Regions from separate parts of the Homo sapiens genome. Here all the other regions are linked to region 1. Evidence: chromatin contacts called from ENCODE Hi-C or POLR2A ChIA-PET data. All regions are on one chromosome and are shown on one strand. Each heading gives the region's core, a stretch centred on a gene start or an enhancer-like site at or near the end of the contact. The rest is flanking DNA. Distances are from core to core; before and after follow the strand shown. Region 1 holds the start of SNRNP35 (small nuclear ribonucleoprotein U11/U12 subunit 35). Region 2 overlaps PITPNM2 (phosphatidylinositol transfer protein membrane associated 2). Region 3 overlaps PITPNM2 (phosphatidylinositol transfer protein membrane associated 2).

Region 1 (4,507 bases), core at 1,416-3,915:
GGTTTCACCATGTTGCCCAGACTGGTCTTGAACTCCTGAGTTCAAGTGATCCACCCGCCTCAGCCTCCCAAAGTGCTGGAATTACAGGTGTGAGCCACTGCACCCAGGCTTCTTGTGTATTTTTTTGTCCCAGTTCTAGAGTCAGCTATTTCTCCAAGGAGCACTGGTTACTTTCATTGGAGAATGATATCAGAAACCAAGATCCGGGTGCTAGGTTATGCTTATTGCTACCAGGGTACACAGACATTTTAATGTATGTGTAACATAAAATTTACCTTTTCCACTGTACTTTCATTTATTTATTTATTTATTTTTGAGACGGAGTTTGCTCTGTCGCCCAGGCTGGAGTGCAGTGGCGTGATCTTGGCTCACTGCAACCTCCGCCTCCTGGGTTCAAGTGATTCTCCTGCCTCAGCTTCCTGAGTAGCTGGGATTACAGGCACGCGCTATGACACCTGGCTAATTTTTGTATTTTTAGTAGAGATGGGGTTTCACCATGTTGGCGTGGCTGGTCTTGAACTTCTGGCCTCAAGTAATCTGCCTTCCTTGGTCTCCCAAAGTGCTGAGATTATAGGCGTAAGCCAACGTGCCTGGTTCTTTTTTTTTTTTTTTTTTTTTTTTTTGAGATGCAGTCTCGCTGTGTCGCCTAGGCTGGAGTACCATGGCGCAATCTCGGCTCACTGCAACCTCTGACTCCCAGGTTCAAGCTATTCTCCTGCCTCAGCCTCCCAAGTAGCTGGGATTACAGGTGCCCGCCAGCACACCCAGCTAATTTTTGTATTTTTAGTAGAGATGCGGTTTCACTATGTTGGCCAGGCTGGTCTTGATCTCCTCACCTCGTGATCCTCCCAACTTGGCCTCCCAGTGTGCTGGGATTACAGGCCTTAGCCTCCTCGCCCGGCCAGTCTGTTTTAACTATTAAATAACATTAGGTAGATTCACATTGTTGTGAAACCATCTGTACTATCTATTTCCAGAACTTCTTCATCATCTCAAATTGAACCTCTGTATCTGTTAAACAATACCTCGCCATCTTCCTAACACCCACAGCAGCCCCTGATAACCACTGCTGTACTTTCCAACCATGAATTTGACTATCCTAGGTCCCTCATATAAGTGGAACCATACAGTATTTGTCCTTATGCTTCTTTCACTTAGCATGGTTCATCCATGAACTACGTTCATTCATGATGTTGTAGCAATTAGAATTTCATTTCTTTTTAAGGAGAAATAGTATTCCATTGCATGTACTGTACATACCACGTGTGTGTGTGTGTGTGTGTGTGTGTGTGTGTGTGTGTGTGTGTGTGTGTGTTTAAAAGCATAGGGGTCAGCCAGGTGTGGTGGCTCACGCCTGTAATCCCAGCACTTTGGGAGGCCAAGGCAGGCAGATCACTTGAGATCGGGAGTTCAAGACCAGCCTGACCAACATGGAGAAACCCCATCTCTACTAAAAATACAAAATTAGCCGGGCATGGTGGCACATGCCTGTAATCCCAGCTACTCGGAAGGCTGTCAGGAGAATTGCTTGAACCTGGGAGGCGGAGGTTGCGGTCAGCCGAGATCGTGCCATTGCACTCCAATATGGGCAACAAGAGTGAAACTCTGTCTCAAACAAAACAAAACAAAAACAAACAAACAAACAACAACATAGGGGTCTTGCTCTGTTGCCCAGGCTGACAGGCTGAACTTGAACTCCTGGCCTCAAGCCTCACGACTCAGCCTCCCTAGTAGCTGAAACTGCAGATGGCCTCCACTGACAGTGGCTACCATATATTTTCAAACATAAAATTTTAAGCTATAGATTTTTCTTTTTTTTGAGACGGACTTTCACTCTTGTTGTTCAGGCTGGAGTGCAATGGCACCATCTCAGTTCATCGAAACCTCTGCCTCCCGGGTTCAAGTGATTCTCCTGCCTCAGCCTCCTGAGTGGCTGGGATTACAGGCACATGACACCATGTCCAGCTAATTTTGTATTTTTAGTAGAGAAGGGGTTTCTCCATGTTGCTCAGGCTGGTCTCGAACTCCGAACCTCAGGTGATCCGCCCGCCTCGGCCTCCCGAAGTGCTGGGATTACAGGCGTGAGGCATGCCACCTGGCCTTTTTTTTTTTTTTTTTTTTTATAAAGAAATTGGGGCCGGGCGCGATGGCTCACGCCTGTAATCCCAGCACTTTGGGAGGCCGAGGCGGGCGGATCACTTGAGGTCAGAAGTTCGAGACCAGCCTGGCCAACATGGCAAAACCCTGTCTCTACTAAAAATACAAAAAATAGCCGGGCGTGGTGGCGGGCGCCAGTAATCCCAGCTACGCGGGAGGCTGAGGCAGGAAAATCACTTGAACCCGGGAGGCGGAGGTTGCAGTGAGCCGAGTTCGCACCACTGCACTCCAGCCTGGGCGACAGAGGGAGTCTCCGTCTCAAGAAAAAATAATAAATAAGAATAAATAAATAATAAAGTAAAATGTCCCAGGTAACTGCATATTCGATAGTCTTTCTTTCAACTTAGTTGTTGAATTAGCAATTTTTCTCTTAAAAAAATTTTTTTTTAGCTTATTGTCTTCGGAGATGATAACACCCTCGTTGCGTGGGAGTAAAATTTTAAAGGTAAAACAAACAGGAAACGAGCGTCGGCGGCGAATCTGCTGCTACCAATGTAAAGGTCAGGCCGAGGCCGGCGCGGAGAATCTGCTGTCGCCTGCAGCTGCTCGCCTGTCTCCGTCGGAAGGGAGCCCAAGCTTTGCAGAGGTGAGTGGAAGCGGCTTGGAAGGAGCGGGCCCCACGCCGGAGAGAAGGAAGAGGGAGTGCGGCCCAGACGCTGTGCCCGCGCTTGTGTGGGGCGCCATGTTGAAACCTGGCAAAGGGGACGACATTCTGGGTTGCGTTGCGGGGAGTGGGGACGAGAGCTGGATTGGAAGGATGGCGCCTTACTCCCTGCGGCCCCCAGAGAAGGAGAGGGGCGGGGGAGCGGCCTCGAGGGTTGGCGGCCAGGCTGCAGGCTGGATGGGAAGGATAGGCTTTTCCACAGAAACTTAGGTGTTTGCCTCCGAGGCCCACTGCGCATGCCCTGGAGGGCTCTGTGGGTTCCGCCTTCAGTTTTGCTTTTCACAGGAGGGGCAAAGTCTTTTTTTTTTTTTTTTCCTTTTTGAGACAGTCTTGCTCTGTCGCCCGGGCTGGAGTGCAGTGGTGCGATCTCGGTTCACTGCAACCTCCGCCTCCTGGGTTCAAGCGATTCCACTGCCTCAGCTTCCCGAGTAGCTGAGACTACAGGCGCCCGCCACCACGCCCTGCTAATTTTTTGTATTTTACTGGAGACGGGGTTTCACCATGTTAGCCAGGATGGTCTCGATCTCCTGTCCTCGTGATCCACCCGCCTCGGCCTCCCAAAGTGCTGGGATTACAGCCGTCAGCCACCGTGCCCGGCCAGGAGGGGCAGAGTCTTACCCCGAAGACCCAGGAAGGAGAGGCTTCATTTATTTTTTTGTTTTTCCCCAGAGACAGGGAGTCGCCCAGGCTGGAGAGCGGTGGCGCGATCTCGGCTCACTGCAGCGTCGACATTTCGGGTCAAGCAGTCCTCCCGCCTCAGCCTCTCAAGTATCTGGGACCACAGGCGCGACCCCACGCCCGGAGAATTGATTATTGATTGATTGATTGAAACGGGGTCTCACTTTGTTGCCCAGGCTGGTCTCGAATTTCTGGGCTCAAGCGATCCTCCAGCCTCGGCCTCTCAAAGTGCTGGTATTACAGGCGTGAGCCAGCGCGTGCCTGGCCAAAAATTTTCTAAATTTGTATAATAATTTATAATTGTAATGCATTTTTATAGACACCATATGATCTAATCTTCACAAAAACCTAGTGAAGTGACATTTAGCTACATTTCACAATAAGAATCCTGAAGCTCAAAATTTACTGACCTCAAATAATCCACCCGCCTTGGCCTCCCAAAGTGCTGGGATTACAGGCATGAGCCACCGCGCCCTGGCCCCCACCATTCATTTCGGCTCTCATCCCCTGTTGATGAGTAAAATGAGAATGAGGCCCAGGCGCGGTGGTTCACGCCTGTAATCCCAGCACTTTGGGAGGCTGAGGCAGGCGGGTCATCTGACATCAGGAGTTTGAGACCAGCTTGGCCAACATGGTGAAATCCTGTCTGTACTAAAAATGCAAAAATTAGCTGGGCGTGGTGGTGTGTGTCTGTAATCCCAGCTACTCGGGAGGCTGAGGCAGGAGAATCACTTGAACCTGGGAGGCAGAGGTTGCAGTGAGCCGAGATTGGCCATTGCACTCCAGCCTGGGTGACAGAGTGAGACTTTGTCTCGAGTAAAAAAAGAGAATGTAAAAATCGAAAGAGATTGTTGTAGGAAATCTCAACCTAATGCTGCCGGGGAGGAAGTGCACCTAGAAAGATTAATGAGAAACAATGAAACCAGCTGTTAGTATCTATAGAAGCATGCAGATGAGAGAGAGAACAAAATCCATGCTTATCCGTTTGTAATTCTCCTCCATTTTAAT
Region 2 (4,507 bases), core at 1,432-3,931, 440 kb before region 1:
CCTCCCAAATAGCTGGGACTATAGGTGCCCACCACCACATCCAGCTAATTTTTTGTATTTTTAGTAGAGATGGGGTTTTACCATGTTGGCCAGGATGGTCTTGATCTCTTGACCTCATGATCCGCTCGCCTCGGCCTAAGACTCCGTCTCAAAAACAAACAAAAAAACAAAAAACACAATGAGATAGCACCTCACACCCATTAAGGTGGTTAGTATTCAAAAAAACCTAGAAAAAAGAATCAATGCTGGTTGGCATGTGGAGAAACTGGAACCCTATTGGTGGGAATATAAAATGGTGGGAATGTAAAACTGTTGAAAATAGTTTAGTAGGCCAGGTGCGGTGGCTCACGCCTGTAAGCCTAGCACTTTGGGAGGCTGAGGTGGCTGGATCATGAAGTCAGGAGTTTGAGACCAGCCTGGCCAGCATGGTGAAACCCTGTCTCTACTAAAAAAATACAAAAATTAGCCGGGCATGGTGGTGTGTGCCTGTAGTCCCAGCTACTCAGGAGGCTGAGGCAGTAGAATCGCTTGAACCTGGGAGGCGGAGGTTGCAATAAGCCGAGATTGTGCCACTGCACTCCAGCCTGGGCGACAGAGTGAGACTCCATCTCAAAAAAAAAAAAAGAAAAAAAAAGAAAAGATAATAGTTTAGCAGGGCAGGCATGGTGGCTCACTCCTGTAATCCCAGCACTTTGGGAGGCTGAGGCAGGTGGATCACTTGAAGTCGGGAGTTCGACACCAGTCTGGCCAACATGGTGAAACACCGTCTCTACTAAAAAAATACAAAAATTAGTCGTGTGTGGTGGCGCATGCCTGTAATCCCAGCTATTTGGGAGGCTGAGGCAGGAGATTGCTTGAACCCAGGAGGCAGAGGTCACAGTGAGCCGAGATTGTGCCACTGCACTCTAGCCTGGGTGACAGTGAGACTCCATCTCAAAAAAAAAAAAAAAAGTTTAGCACTTTCTCAAAAAGTTAAACATAGCATTACCATATGACCAGCAATTCCACTTCTGGGTATGCACCCAAAATAACTGAAAACAGAGACTTGAACAGATACTTGTACACCAAGCCTTCAGATGACTCCAGCCCTACCAGCTGCTGCCATGTATTCACAGAAAAACCTGTACACCAATGTTCATTGCAGTATTATTCACACTAGTCAAAAGCTGTAAACAACTCAAGTGTCCATCAACAGATGAATGAATAAAATGTGGTCTATCCATACAATAATAGAATATTATTCAGTCACAAAGAGGAATGAAGTAATGCTACATACCACAACATGGATGAACCTTGAAAAGATTCTATTAAGTGAAACAAGCCAGACACAAAGGACCACATATCCTGTGATTCCATTTACATGGAAAGTACAGAAAAGGAAAATATATAGAGACAGAAAGTGAATTAGTGGTGGCCTGCTGCTGGGGAACATGGGGGAAATGAAGAGTGATGCTAATGGGCGCAGGGCCCTCCCTCCCTCCATCCATCCCTTCCTCCCTCCCTCCTTTCCTTTCCTTCATTTTCTTTTCTTTCTTCCCTTTCTCTCACTTTTCCTTCCTTCCTTCCTTCCTTCCTTCCTTCCTTCCTTCCTTCCTTCCTTCCTCCCTCCCTCCCTCCCTCTTTTCTCTCTCTCTCTCTCTCTCTTTCTCTTTCTCTCTTTCCTCTTGCTTTGTCACCCAGGCTGGAGGGCACTGGCATGATCACAGCTTGTTGTAACCTCTAACTCTTGGGCTCTAGTGATCCTCTCACCTCAACCACCTGAGTAGCTGAGACTACAGGACCATTCCACCACATCTGGTTAATTTTTTAAAATAATTTAATAATTTAATAATTTTTAATTTCTTTTCTTTTTTCTTTTCTTTTTTTTTTTTTTTTTTTGAGACAGAGTCTCATTCTGTCACACAGGTTGGAGTGCAGTGGCACGATCTAGGCTCATTGCAACCTTCGCCTCCCAGGTTCAACCGATTCTCCTGCCTCAGCTTCCCAAGCAGCTGGGATTACAGGTGTGCACCACCATGCCTGACTAATTTTTGTATTATTAGTAAAGACAGCGTTTTGCCATGTTGGCCAGGAGTTTGGGGTCTCAAACTCCTGACCCCAAGTGATCCGCCTGCCTCGGCCTCCCAAAGTTCTGGGATTACAGGCATGAGCCACTACGCCCAGACATGCTCAACTAATTAAAAAATTTTCTTTTGTAGAGAATGGAGTCTCACTATGTTGCCCAGGCTTGTCTCAAACTCTTGGCCTCAAGTAATTCTCCTGTCTCAACCACCCAGAGCTTTGGCATTACAGGCTGGTACAGGTTCCTTTTTCTTTTTCTTTTCTTTTCTTTTTTTCCTTTCCTTTCCTTTTTTTTTTTTTTTTTTTGAGACAGAGTCTCACTCTGTCTCCCAGGCTGGAGTGCAGTGGCGAGATCTCAGCTCACTGCAACCTCTGCCTCCCAGGCTCAAGTGATTCTCCTGCCTCAGCTGACCAAGTAGCTGGGATTACAGGCGTGTGCCACCAAGCTTGGCTAATTTTTATATTATTAGTAGAGAAAGAGTTTTGCCATGTTGGCCAGGCTGATCTCAAACTCTTGACCCCAAGTGATCCACCTGCCTCGGCCTCCCAAAGTGCTGGGATTACAGGAATGAGCCACCGTGCCTGGCTGGTACAAGTTTCTTTTGAGGTGATGAAAGTGCTCTGGAATTAGGTAGTGGTGATGGTTGCACAACTCTGTGAATATACCGAGAACCTTTGAACTGTACACTTTAAGTGGGTGAATTATATGGTGTATGAATTATAGCTCAAGTAGCTGTCAAGTTATTTCAAAATCCCGTGGGTCAAGGGGGCCTGAGGGGTTTGCTGAAGAATGTTCTGTTGCTTGGCCTGGTGCTGGTTACACAGGCATATTCACTTTTTGCAAGACCATCAGGGTAGACACTTATGAATCATAAACTTTTCTGTATATATACAACACTTGAATAAAAAGTGAAAAAGAATTAGGAATGAAACTGGGAAAGAAAAGTCTGCAGGCTGCTCAGAGCACCCCACCTTTAGAACACCAGGCCGATGAGGGCCCTGCCACTCAGCCATCTCCCTGACACAGCTCCAGCACACCACTATGAGCTGACTCTTGCCAGGCAGCAGGGTCTCTGAGAATGAGCAAGCGCTCCTCTCTCCCTCCAGGAAAGCCGCAAGCCCCATCAGCCAAATAGTTAAAGCTGAAATAACCCCAAATAGCAAAATCCCCCACCCAGTGGAGGGCCTGTGCAGCCCTCACCCAGAGGAGTTCACAGAAAGTAGAAGAAAGAGATGTCATTGTCCAGGCTGGTCTGCTTTGGGAAGAATCATCCCTGCTCCAGACTTGGAGTACGTGGAAGACCTACCCCAAAGAGAACAACTATCATGTGATTAGAAGACATGAGGGGAGGCCTTCACTCAGCCTCAGGGGGGTCAGGGAAAGTGACCTGCAGGGGAGCTGGGAGGTGGGGAGGCACTCACCAGGCAGGGGTGGACAGGACAGATATGCTGGGTAGGGAGGCAGGTGACAGAGCTGAAGGTCTGTGTCTAGAGGGAGCCCTGGAAGCGTGTGGACTCAGTTGCCTGGGTGTAGCCTGCGAGGCAGGAAGTGGCAGGGAAGGGCCTGGGAGCTAGGCAGAAGCCATATCACAAAAGTTTTTTTATTTTTTTATTTTTGTTTGTTTATTTGTTTTGAGACAGATGAGACAGAGTCTGGCTCTGTCACCCAGGCTGGAGTGCTATGGCATGATCTCGGCTCACTGCAACCTCCGCCTCCCAGGTTCAAGTGATTCTCCCACCTCAGCCTCCCGAATAGCTGGGATTATAGTCACGCGCCACCACACCCAGCTAATTTTTGTATTTTTAGTAGAGATGGGGTTTCACCATGTTGACCAGGCTGGTCTCACACTCCTGACCTCAAGTGATCTGCCCGCCTCCGCCTCCCAAAGTGCTGGGATTACAGGAGTGAGCCACTGTGCCCGGCCATAAAAGGAGCACAGTTTTGATGCTAAGGGAAGGAAAGGGTTTAAGCAGGAGAGGAGCACAATCTAATCTGGGTCCCAGGAAGAACGTCCTGGTACATGTATAGAGAATGGGAGATCCCCTGGCATGGGCAGCTGCCCACAGGGGTGTTCTTTCCTGGGTTTAGATAGGAGGTGAGGCCCCCAGCTCCGGGAGCAGCAGGAGATGCCTCTGTGCTCAGCAGGTAGGCCAGGTACTTAGCGGCTTTATGAACATGAAATCTTGGTAGCTGAGGGCAAAGGAGAGAAGGGAGAGGCCGGGCTGCAGTTGAAAGTGGTCAGTGGGCGAGGCACAGTGGTTCATGCCTGTAATCCCAGCACTTTGGGAGGCTGAGGCAGGCAGATCACCTGAGGTCAGGAGTTCGAGACTAGCCTGGCCAACATGGCAAAACCCTGTCTCTACTAAAAACAATAATAAAAAAAAATAGCCAGGCGTGGTGGTGGGTGCCACTAATCCCAGCTACTTGGAAGGCTGAGGCAGGAGA
Region 3 (4,507 bases), core at 1,431-3,930, 380 kb before region 1:
CAATTGCTTCCCTTTTGTTCCATCTGCCTTGCATCTGTGTCCCTCCTGCTCTCTGTGTGCATCTCTGGGCATAAACACTCCTGACCCATTGAAGAGTAAGTTATGGGAATGCCTTGTCTCTAACAACAGCCTACCATTCGCCACCGCCTACACAGGTGGTTCATCTCCTAGCACATCACACCTGTTCTCTGTGGTGAGACACATGAAGTAGACAGTGTTATCTCTATGTTACAGATGAAGAAACTGAGGCACATATCTCCTCATGTGCAGTGCTGCTCCTACTACCCTGAGCCACCAATGCTGAAATCCTCAGCCTAAAACACATAGACCCCACGATGCAGACTGTCTTTCTGATGATACATGATGTAGCAATTTTTAAAAGAAAGGGAGCCACTCTGCTCCTATAGCAGAATAACAGTGGATCAGGATCAGAGTGACCCGGATTTTCCACAGTGTAGAGTGGCCTCGTACTCTGGGTGGAAGCCCTGGGGCAAGTGAGTGGTAGGGCAGATGCAGGGGGCTCTCCTCCAGCTCATCCCCAGGCTGCCTGCTCCTTCCTCTCTCTAATTCCTTCCTTTTCTCTTCTCAGACAACTAAGGTGGGTGGCCGTGGAGTGCAGGGAGAGTGAGCACCCCCCAGCTCTCCTCACCCAACCTCCTTGGCCTCCTCCCATACTGAGCACCCGCTGAAGGACAAGGGCTGAATATAGTCTTCAGGCCAAGAGCCCAGCAGCCATGCCCGGTGCAGAGCAGGTTGCATGTATAACTAATGAGTGAGGCAGAGGGAGGGAGGGAGCGAAGGAGTGAAAGAGCCAAGGATCCAAGTTCTGGTTCTGCCTTCACAGGCAGGCTACTCAACCCTCCGAGACTCGGTCTACTTATCTGTAAAATGGGAGCAACGCCAAGTACTTCTAGGGTGGCTGCAAACTGTTAAATCAGATGAGACTTGGGAAAGTGTCTGTGAAGTGGATTTAAGATCCCAGTGCAGACATAGGTTAAGGAGTTTGCTGAGCCCTGCTCTGGGAATTGAAGCAGAAAATGGGAGAAGCAGAATGCAAAGTTAAAGATGCCCAAATACAAATGCCACACTCACATTCACTGCACACACTCTCACATACCCCATAGGCACACACAGGCACATATACATGCCACACACATGCACACACACCTCACACACACAACATACCACACATGCACATATAAATACACACATGTCCATATGCACACAACACACACTCACATATACACCCCCCACATGAGCACACCACACACGCATATGCAAACACATCACACACCTCACATAGACACACACATGCCTACACATACACCCACCCACCCACACACACACACAAACACACACATATGGCCTCACAGCTCAGTACACCCTAAGCTTATCAGTCTCTGATGAATCCCTTCCCTTTGGGCTGGCGGCCCTCAGAAGCCCTGGACAGAAAGCCAGCACCCAGAGGCTCCCCTGCAGACACAAACATGCCAATCCCTGTAATACACCAGACCATGCAACAGAGCACCAGGGAGGAAAAGAGGGAACAGAGGCAGCTCTTTCCAGAAGTGGACAGGGACAGTTGTCTCACTCAGGTGAGACACTGAGCTGTAAAGCAATGCATAAAAAGGACAGCTGTCTGATCTTAACAATCCTGGGAACCGTTTACATGGGATCATGTTAGCATGAGAAGAATGCCAAATGGTAGGTACACCCCTGCTAGCAGGCAGGGAAAACATATTTGTGTGTGCGTGCATGTGGGTGTGAGCTTGTGAGTTGCATGTGCATGCCTGCATGGCATGTGCACATGTATTTGTGTGAGTGTGCATGTGGGGAGGCTGTGTGTGTGTATCTGCAAGCATATGTGCACTTGTGGGCAAAGGCGTGTATGTGCATGTATAAGTACGTGTGTGTTCAGGAAACTCACAAGAGAGACTGGGGGAGAGTTTAATGTTCATGAGCTTCTCTCTTCCTGCAGTTTAAGTCATCATGCAACACCACCAACAGACTTTTTCAAAGCTAGGCACGGGCTGGGCGGGGGCCAAGGCAGATGTTCTGAGTCCCAGAATCTCTGACCCGCATCAGAGCGGCCTGTCCTGCCCAGCACAGCCTGGGTGGTGGATTCCACCATGCTGCAAGCCAGGCCAGGGAAAAATAAATCAGACTTTCTCCTGGGAGCTTCACTGGCTTCGTGGGGTCTGTCTGAACCACAGGGCTTCCCACCACGCCCTTCCCTGAATCCCAGCGCTCCTGTCAAATTAAAGAAAGAACCACTCACCGCCTGAAAGCCAGCCAATGAGGTGATTATTCCAATTTTCCTGGAACGAGCTTTCCACACTTTCACAGGCTGGAGCCATCGGCGGCCCAGGCTCCCACCTCTCCAAGCTGCTCTCACGCCCCCTGCGGCTCCTTTCAAGTTAAGTCACCACTACGTGAAGTTATACTTTAGAGCAGCCGCTGAGAAAGGACACAGGAGGGCGGAGAGGCTGGGGCAGAGCACTCACGATCTACCTCAGGCAAATGCAGCCAGGCTGGAGGAGCCGGCCTCTCTCCTCAAAAGCCAGCTTGGCTCTGGCTGTTCTTTTGACTTTTGGGCTTGGTAACTGAACACACACTTGCATTGCCCTGAGCTCACACGAAAGCCCTCAGGGCAGAGGAAGCCCAGCAGCAACGGCAGGGCCGGGTGCCTCCCATAGAGGCTGAGAGCAGAGATGACGATCAGGTGCTGCCACTTGTGGGCTGGCCTTTAAGGTGTCACATCAGATTTTCCGCTCACTAGCAAACCAAAACCAAACTAAACAAAACTAGCACATGGCCTCCCCGCCCATCACATAACTCGTAAACCCATCAGAATTCCCAGCAACCAACCAGAATCCAGATGCCCGTAATGTTGTTAAGAAGCCTGCACACCGCCCAGATGCCAGGAGGGTCTGGGTGATTCTCCAGCCCCAAAGCAGAGGAAGAAACAGCACAGACCTGTGCAGACACAAAAGCATTCCTCTCATCCTGCCCAGTTGTAACCCATCTGATTGCTCAAAGAGAAGCACCAAGAATTGAGGGTCTCTGGGGGGCTCAAAGGCAGTTTTAAAGAAACAGGGCTTTGGGGAGATAAACATAGTTTAAAGATGCCCAACCACAGAACCACACAGGGAGTCCTGTCTCAGGCCACCTTCAAGGCTCTGATGCTGTTATTAAAACAATCTGACAGAGAGAATGCTGAAACAAAAAACAGAATCCAATCAGGTGCTCATGAGGCTGAAGTCCTATATTCAACTATTCACTTTGTGAGCCAATTCTGGTCCCACCCTCAATCCCCACTGCACCCTGAGACACAGACACATACTGGAACATCTAGACTTCTCTGCAGTCAGCCCTCCAAGTTGAGTGCCTCTTTCAGAGTTGACTATGGGTTCCCTGGTACCTGAACTCTGAAGCTCCCTGGTGAGTCAGACAGGGCTACTTGGTGTAACACTTCCTATTTAAAGATCAGAGAGGGGTTACTCTCAGACACCATTCAAACCCATAACTTCTAAGAACTGGGTGCTAAATCCGGTTTCTTTGGCCCTCACTTTCCATCAACACGGGAGCTGTTCTTGTTGACAACCAGGGGTTCTTTTTTCCATTGCCTGCTGCACAGGAAGCAGAGGTCACGGTGGGAGCTGCCTGTGCCGGGCATGGGTCGGAGTGTGTCTCCCCGGGCTGCGCTGCTGAGGGGTTAGCCTCACAGATTCCCTCTGGGAAAGCCACTTAAGAGTCATTCTGAATGCATCTACTGGGGATGGGGAAGAAATGATGCAGAATGTTGACCCACTGGGCAGCAGGCTTGAAATCCTGCCTGACCAAACTGTGCCGAGGGGCTGTCCCAAACAGATGGTGCTATCCAGACAGACACACTGGCAGGGCCGCTCTGCCTGAAGCCAGCCAGCAGACGATCCTCCCTACACCACCTTCTTGGAAATCTTGGTTATGGGGGATATCGGGGTGGGGAGGGACACCCCTTGTTATCAGGGGTGGAGAGGGACAAAACATTTCCTCACTGAACTCTCATTTTCAGATAATGAAGGATTGGTCAGAGAGACAGCCAACGTGTGGCCAACAATCACCACTCCAGAGCCCTGCCCCATCTAGGGCGCACGTGCATGCCTCTGAATTTCCTCCCCTTTCCTTGGTCCAACCACAGTCCAGGAAAGCAGATTTTCTATGCCCCGTGGCAATCACAGTGGAAAATGGAAGTACAATGGAGTGCTGTACCTACCCAAGCACCAGGAGGCAGGAGTCGAGCTACTCACAGACTCCCTAGAGGAGAACTCCACGCACCCAAACTCTGCTGTGCCCCCTCTGAGTTCTGAGCATGCCAGGTGAGGCCTCTCCCTCTCTCTCTCCCTCCATCCCAGCTCTTCGGAGAGAAAGCAAGCAGCCCGCGTGACCAGACAGAGCCTTCCTTGCTAATAAACCCATCCTGAGGCTGTGACATGTTTCAGAAGGAGCAGAAAATTACCTTTTAGGA

The links. Hi-C counts contacts between places; a loop is a spot of excess contacts on that map. ChIA-PET counts read pairs that join two places held with the same protein, here RNA polymerase II (POLR2A). Pooled maps may share reads with other maps.
Region 2: POLR2A ChIA-PET joins it to region 1 with 12 read pairs in B cell. The contact joins the enhancer-like site here to the promoter of SNRNP35 in region 1. POLR2A ChIA-PET finds 5 or more read pairs at or near these places in 3 of 52 experiments (B cell, OCI-LY7 and activated T-cell).
Region 3: a pooled map shows a loop between it and region 1 (5-fold over the local background). The contact joins the enhancer-like site here to the promoter of SNRNP35 in region 1. A Hi-C loop is called at or near these places in 4 of 50 pooled maps. POLR2A ChIA-PET finds 5 or more read pairs at or near these places in 4 of 52 experiments (activated CD4-positive, alpha-beta T cell, activated CD8-positive, alpha-beta T cell, activated CD8-positive, alpha-beta memory T cell and 1 more).

What each region holds. Positions count from the first base shown.
Region 1 is chr12:123,455,474-123,459,980 of GRCh38, forward strand. SNRNP35 (small nuclear ribonucleoprotein U11/U12 subunit 35) reads left to right here and starts at 2,666. Exons shown (of 2, transcript NM_022717.4): 1 at 2,666-2,743. RefSeq lists enhancers at 2,353-3,219, 2,894-2,973, 3,220-4,085.
Region 2 is chr12:123,016,435-123,020,941 of GRCh38, forward strand. The region is part of intron 3 of PITPNM2 (phosphatidylinositol transfer protein membrane associated 2); the gene reads right to left. Among named protein-coding and RNA genes, the nearest start is that of MIR4304, 8.0 kb to the left of the region's middle. Within about 2 kb of position 2,682, at least 2 of the 41 ENCODE cell types and tissues checked have a DNase peak (open chromatin) inside an H3K27ac peak, as active enhancers do.
Region 3 is chr12:123,073,296-123,077,802 of GRCh38, forward strand. The region is part of intron 2 of PITPNM2 (phosphatidylinositol transfer protein membrane associated 2); the gene reads right to left. Among named protein-coding and RNA genes, the nearest start is that of PITPNM2-AS1, 5.8 kb to the right of the region's middle. Within about 2 kb of position 2,681, at least 17 of the 41 ENCODE cell types and tissues checked have a DNase peak (open chromatin) inside an H3K27ac peak, as active enhancers do.